Linked DNA regions of Homo sapiens: region 2 is linked to region 1. A link is a contact called in ENCODE Hi-C or POLR2A ChIA-PET data. All regions are on one chromosome and are shown on one strand. The core of a region is the stretch at or near the end of the contact, and the rest is flanking DNA. Distances in the headings are between cores, read along the strand shown.

The links. Hi-C counts contacts between places; a loop is a spot of excess contacts on that map. ChIA-PET counts read pairs that join two places held with the same protein, here RNA polymerase II (POLR2A). Pooled maps may share reads with other maps.
Region 2: a map of CD4-positive, alpha-beta T cell shows a loop between it and region 1 (4-fold over the local background). The contact joins the promoter of CILP2 here to the promoter of ZNF14 in region 1. A Hi-C loop is called at or near these places in 5 of 168 maps with a recorded cell type or tissue (CD4-positive, alpha-beta T cell, CD4-positive, alpha-beta memory T cell, CD8-positive, alpha-beta T cell and 1 more) and 12 of 50 pooled maps. POLR2A ChIA-PET finds 5 or more read pairs at or near these places in 3 of 52 experiments (CD4-positive, alpha-beta T cell, H1 and HCT116).

What each region holds. Positions count from the first base shown.
Region 1 is chr19:19,731,476-19,734,603 of GRCh38, reverse strand. ZNF14 (zinc finger protein 14) reads left to right here and starts at 1,492. Exons shown (of 4, transcript NM_021030.3): 1 at 1,492-1,648. The coding sequence starts at 1,646. RefSeq lists a silencer at 1,837-1,986.
Region 2 is chr19:19,536,644-19,539,771 of GRCh38, reverse strand. It overlaps CILP2 (cartilage intermediate layer protein 2), which reads right to left and starts at 1,507. Exons shown (of 8, transcript NM_153221.2): 1 at 1,359-1,507; 2 at 1-93. The coding sequence starts at 1,422. It overlaps YJEFN3 (YjeF N-terminal domain containing 3), which reads right to left. Exons shown (of 7, transcript NM_198537.4): 7 at 2,191-2,453. The coding sequence ends at 2,248. RefSeq lists an enhancer at 1-169 and a silencer at 1,262-1,631.

The sequences.
Region 1 (3,128 bases), core at 243-2,742:
TCTATTCTATTGTATGTAGATTTAGGAACTGACTAATTTAGGAACTCTTTAAAAAATGTTTAAATAAAGCATTAAAAAGAAGTAAATTGGGGACAGGCGAGGTGGCTCACACCCCCAGCACTTTGGGAGGCCAAAGAGGGCAGATCACCTGAGGTCAGGCGTTCGAGACCAGCCTGGCCAACATGGTGAAACTCTATCTCTACTACAATACAAAAATCAGCCGGGAGTAGTGGTGGGCGCCTGTAATCCTGGCTACTCAGGAAGCTGAGTCAGGAGAATCACTTGAACCTGGGAGGCAGAGGTTGCGGTGGCTGAGCGCCACTGCACTCCAGCCTGGGCAACGAGAGCGAGACTCCATCTCCAAAGGAAAAAAAAAGAAGTAAATTGGCCGGTGGCAGTGGCTCACACCTGTAATCCCAGCACTTTGAGAGGTCGAGGCAGGAGGATTGCTTGAACCTAGGAGTTCGAGACCAGCCTGGGCAACAGAAGGAGACACACATCTCTACCAAAAATTAAAATTAAAATTAAAACAATTAGCCAGGCCTGGTAGTGCGTGCGTGTAGTCCCAGATACTTAGGAGGCTCAGGTTGGAGGCTTGCTTGAATCCAGGAGTTGAAGCCTGCAGTGAGCAATGATCACACCACTGCACTTCAGCCTGGGCTACAGAGCAAAACCCTGTCTCTTAAAAAAAAAAAAAAGAAGAAGAGGCCGGGCGTGGTGGCTCACGCCTGTAATCCCAACGCTTTGGGAGGCCGAGGCCGGCAGATCACGAGGTCAGGAGATCGAGACCATCCTGACTAACACAGTGAAACCCCGTCTCTACTAAAAAAATACAAAAAATTAGCCGGGCGTGGTGGCGGGCGCCTGTATTCCCAGCTACTCGTGAGGCTGAGGCAGGAGAATGGCGTGAACCCGGGAGGCGGAGCTTGCAGTGAGCCGAGATGCGCCACTGCACTCCAGCCTGGGCGACAGAGCGAGACTCCGTCTCAAAAAAAAAAAAAAAAAGAAGAAATAAATCCTAACACATACTACAAGGTGAAGCTCGAGGACATTATGCTAAGTGAAATAAGCACGTCAGGAAAGGACAAATACTTTATGACGCCATTTACATGAGATTCCCACAGTCAAATTCACGAACTCAGACAATGGAATGGAGGTTGCAAAAGACCCTGAGGGAAGGAGGTGCACGGGGAGTTGTGCAACGAGACAGATTTCAGTGTTGCAAGATGAAAACAATTCTGGAAATTGGCTTCACAATGTGAATGTATTTAACAGTACTGAAGAGAACACTTAAAATGGATGGGAGGCAAAGAACACATTCGGTTTAAACGCAAACGTCCTGGCGGGGACAAGCCGGACTGAAGCCAGGCCAGCTCAACCACGCCCCTTCCTGCTCCGCTGTCACTCAGTGATAAAGAGGCGGGGCCATTGGATCTGTCCAATCAGGACCTCAGCTGAAAAGATGTGAGCGGCGCCACGCTGGGCCTGCGCAGTGCGGACGTCGCCATTCCTGGCCCATGGGAAGATTGCGTTTCACCTGCTCCTGAAGGCCGAAGGTGGCTCTAGCGCATCCTTTGTCGCGCCGTGACCTGCAGGTACTGACAGATCCGTAGGGAGGACACCGTGACTTCCCGGACGCTGGGAAATGGTGAGTGTGCGGGGCCAGTGTCCGAGGGGAGGTTTCTGGTTGGAACCGTCTGTGGCCGAGGCCGGGGACCTCCTTGCAGTCAACTCCGGGGTTTGCAGACCCGGGGGCCACCGCGGGCGCAGTTCGGCCCTCGGTCCTCTCTGTGGGAGCTGGACCCGCAGCCGGGAGCCCCAGCGTCCTGTCCCGTCCCCGCGGGGCGACCTCGGCCCCCGGTCCTGGAGCCCTCTATGGGCAGCTCTGCGCCCGCAGCCCCGCGTCTCCCCGGATTGTTCGGTGACAGCGGGAGGGTCCTGGGGAGATCCCATCTCGGTCTGTGGGGTTTGTGCGTTTAAGAAACCACTTGGTTGGAAACCTTACGATGAATCCACGGGTGCGTTTCCTCACTTGTGAGAACCGAAGCCTGGCTAGGTCCTTGCTGCCGGGGTCAGGTTCCTGTGGCTGTTCAAACGCCCCTGCCCTCATCACCAGGGACTGACCCCCTCTAGTGCTCCCAGCACTCAAGTCTGGGGGTGTTTTTGACCTTCTGAATGTGGGCTTTCTTTTCGAACTGCGGGGAAGGGGACTCCTTATCTTAACTGATCAGAAAGTTTGTGTTTCTTCCCTTTGGACTCCTTGATCAAATATTAATTCTAGCCACCCTTAATTCCAGTTTCCCTTCGCTCTGGGTAATTTTGTTCCCTTGCGTGAATGTGTGCGATTTTTAGTTTCTTTGGTTTCTGGATGGAATTAATTGTGAGCTTGTTCAGGTTCTTTTAAATTTTCTTGTTTGTGTGTGTTTATCTGTGTGGTTTCTACCCAAGAGATTTCGCCTATGTTGGAGTGCCATGATGATGCAAAATCTCTGTATGTCATTTGTTCCGTATATAAGTGGTAAGCATTTTTTTTTGTGTGTGACGGAGTCTCGCTCTGTCGCCCGGGATGGAGTGCAGTGGCGCGATCTCCAGCTCACTGCAAGCTCCGCCTCCCAGGTTCAAGCCATTCTGCCTCAGCCTTCCCAGTAGCTGGGACTACAGGCGCCCGCCACCACGCCCAGCTAATTTTTTTGTATTTTTAGTAGAGACGGGGTTTCACCGTGTTAGCCAGGATGGTCTCGATCTCCTGACCTTGTGATCTGCCCGCCTTGGCCTCCCAAAGTGCTGGGATTACAGGCGTGAGCCACCGCGCCCGGCTAAGTGGTAAGCTTTGAGGTGTTTGTGAGAGTGATGTTTATGACACACACCACTTTGATACATTCTGATTGTAAGTGTATGTTGTGATTTTTTCTTTCCTCGTGTGGTTGTAATAGGTCAGTGTGTTTTTCTCTGAGCAATTAACCAGTGGAAGGTTCCTAAGTCTAGAGTCATTGTGGGTAGTTTTGTTGTTGTTTTTTTTCTTTTTTTTGAGATGGAATCTCACTCTGTCGCCCAGGCTGGAGTGCAACGGCATGATCACAGCTCACTGCAACCTCTGCCTCCCTGGTTCAAGCAGTTCTCCTGCTTCA
Region 2 (3,128 bases), core at 258-2,757, 190 kb after region 1:
AGTCCTCCAGGGCTGGTGAGGGCTGGCCGGTGTACACGGACCGTCTTTCCAGGCCCAGTGCAGTCGCCATTGGCTCCTCGGTGGGGGTGGCGTCTGTGGGTGAGGAGTGGGGAGAAGGAAGCACGCTGCTACTGATGGGGACCGCTGGGAGCCTCCTTTTAGGCAAGGTGCAGCCACGATCATCCCCCCCCTTTTTTTTTTTTTTTTTGAGACGGAATCTCCCTCTGTCACCCAGGCTGGAGTGCAGTGGCACGATCTCGGCTCACTGCAGCCTCTGCCTCCTGGGTTCAAGTGATTCTCACACCTCAGCCTCCTGAGTAGCTGGGATTACAGGCACGCTCCACCAGGCCTAGCTAATTTTTATATTTTTAGTAGAGACGGGGTTTCACCATGTTGGCCAGGTTGGTCTCAAACTCCTGACCTCAGGTAGTCCGCCCGCCTCGGCCTCCCAAAGTGCTGGGATTACAGGCGTGAGCCACCGTGCTTGGCCCATGATCCCCATTTTAACAGGAGGGAAAATTGAGGCTCTGAGAGGCCAGAACCCAGCTCTAGCCCCAAGGGCTGCCATACACTCTCCTCCAGCGCGCTGCCCATGACCACCACCAGGCCCCCAAAGCCAGGTACCTCTCTCTGACCTAGCCCTAACCCCCCGGCTGGGGAAGTGCAAGTACCACCCAGTTCCCCTAGGCTAGAGTCTCCCTCCCACTATGTTCAGCTGCCGCGAGATCAATCAAGTTCAGCTGGCTGTGCCTCTGCCCTCAGGCTGGGCTCCCCCTCATCCACTTGGCCTGCTGGAAGCCCCTCCCTTAGTCTGTCTTCCATCCCTGTACTACAGTCCGAGCTGCCGGGAAGTCCTTGGAATCTAGACTGGCTTCTCCAAGATAGGAGCTGTCCAAGATACTCCCAGCAGAGTGATGAGGTCAGACAAGCCCCTTCCTTCTGGGTGCCTCAGTCTCCTCACTTGAGAAGTGGGCCCGTCCCCCGCCCCATTGAGTGTTCCAGGGATGGGCATTTCTTTCTCCAGCGGTTGGAGTGAGTGCGTGTGTGGGAGTTAGGTGGGAGGGGCCAGTTCCGACCCCTTCGGTCCAGGGTGGGAGACCTGGCCGGTGATTCAGAGTCCAAACCCCGGGAGGAACCCTAGGTTCTTATCCACACTCCCGGCTTAGCCAAGGAAGAGAATGGATGAGGCCCGCTCCGCGCCCCAGGTGGTCGCGGGGATCCGACTGGTGAAGGGGACCCAGTCCCCGGGGAAGCGCGTGGGTCCCTGGGTTCTCTCCCCGAGTGCGGCTTCACCCAAGGCCGGCTGCCAGGCCCTCGGGAGCCTCAGGGGCTGGGCGCGGGGGCTGGAGGCGCCTCACCTCGGGCCCCCGCCAGGTGCGCAGCGACGACACAGAGACAGAGCAGTGGCAGCAGCGACGCCATGGCCGGGGCAGAGCGTCCGAGGGAGGGTCCGGGCTCCGCGGCGTGCTCGGGTCCAACTCCGGCGGGTCTGGCGGCCGCTGGGACTGAGAGTGGGGGCGGGATGCGACCGCAGATCCCGCCCTGGCCACGCCCCATTCAGGCCACGCCCCCTGGCCCTGGGTGACGGCGCTCGAGCAACCCCTCTGGGTCGCCCCCCTTGGTGCGTCTGGCTGTGCCTCCGTCCTCAGGCTGTCCTGGGTTCCCCGTGGCCTGCTGGAACTCCCTCCCCGAGCCCACTCAGTCCTCCAAGCTGCATCCCAAGCTGCCTGAGGGAAGTGTCACTTGGAATCCAGCCTCAAGCTGCTCGGACCCGCTTTAGGTGGCTGGAAGTCCTGTCTCGCGTCTCACTTCGATCCTATAGGCTTTAGGCCACCCCAAACAGTCTGGGAGTCCCACCCTGAATCTACCCTCCATTCTTCTGGCTCGAGTTTTCTTTCTTCTTTTTCTTTTAATTTGTAGAGTCGGGATCTTGCTATGTTGCCCAGGCTGGTCCCAAACTCCTGGCCTTAAGCGATCCTCCAGCCTCAGCCTCCCAAAGTGCTGAGATTACAGGCAGGAGCCACCGCCCCCAGCCCTAGCTGAAGTTTTCTAGGCCAGCGGGAAGTCCCACTCCACCGCCCTTCTCATGCTCCCCGCCTTGGATCACCCAGGGACCGTGTGAAGTCCCTCTTCGAGTGTGCCCACCCCCGCAGCGGGCCCGGTGCACAAAGGAGGCGGAGGCGAGGCGGCGGTGGTGGGAGGGCTGTTTATTGGCGAGGGTCCCTGCGGTGTGGCCGCGGGTGGCGGTCACAGTGCCGCGACGCAGTCGGTGCCCGTGTATCCCGGCAGGCGCAGAGCGAACTTGCGGCGCACGTCATCGGGCACGAACCTGCCGGCCACGAAGTGGTGGCGCCCGGAGAAGCGGCCAGCGCAGCGCTTGGGCGCCGCGAGAGACACCAGCACGTCAGGCCGCAGCCCGTCCTCCGAATCGCTGCCGGTCTCTGCGTCCCAGCCTGAGGGAGGAGGGTCCGGGGGGATTGGGAACTGGGAGGGTGGCCTGCCCTCAGCCTAGAGTCCATCCTGTCCCTGCCTCCTCTCCTCTCCCCTCCAACACTGAGCCTCTGCCCTCAGACCAGAGTCCTGCTGCCCCACCCCCACTTCCCCTCCCCCATCAGACCCAGCCTTTTCTCTCTGGCACATGGGTCCTGGTGAGACTTGTCGCCCCCTAGAACTCTGCCTCCGCCCTCAGACAAGTCTCTCCCAGTCCTTGGAGGTGTTTCCCTCCCAATCAGACCAGAGCTTCTGCACTCAGACTTTCTGCTTCTGCTCCTATCCTACTATTCAATCGCCCTCCTCCATCTGACCCAGCCTCTGTCTTCAGTCACCCAGGCTGGAGTGCAATGGTGCAATCTCGGCTCACTGCAACCTCTGCCACACGGGTTCAAGCAATTCTCCTGTCTCAGCCTCCCGAGTAGCTGGGACTACAGGCACACGCCACCATGCCTGGCTAATTTTTGTATATTTAGTAGAGATGGAGTTTCACCATATTGGCCAGGCTGGTCTCGAACTCCTGACCTTGTGATCTGCCCACCTCGGCCTCCCAAAGTGCTAGGATTATGGGTGTGAGCCATTGCGCCCAGCCTGTTTGTTTTTAAGATACAGTCTCTCTCTATTGCCCAGGCTGGAGT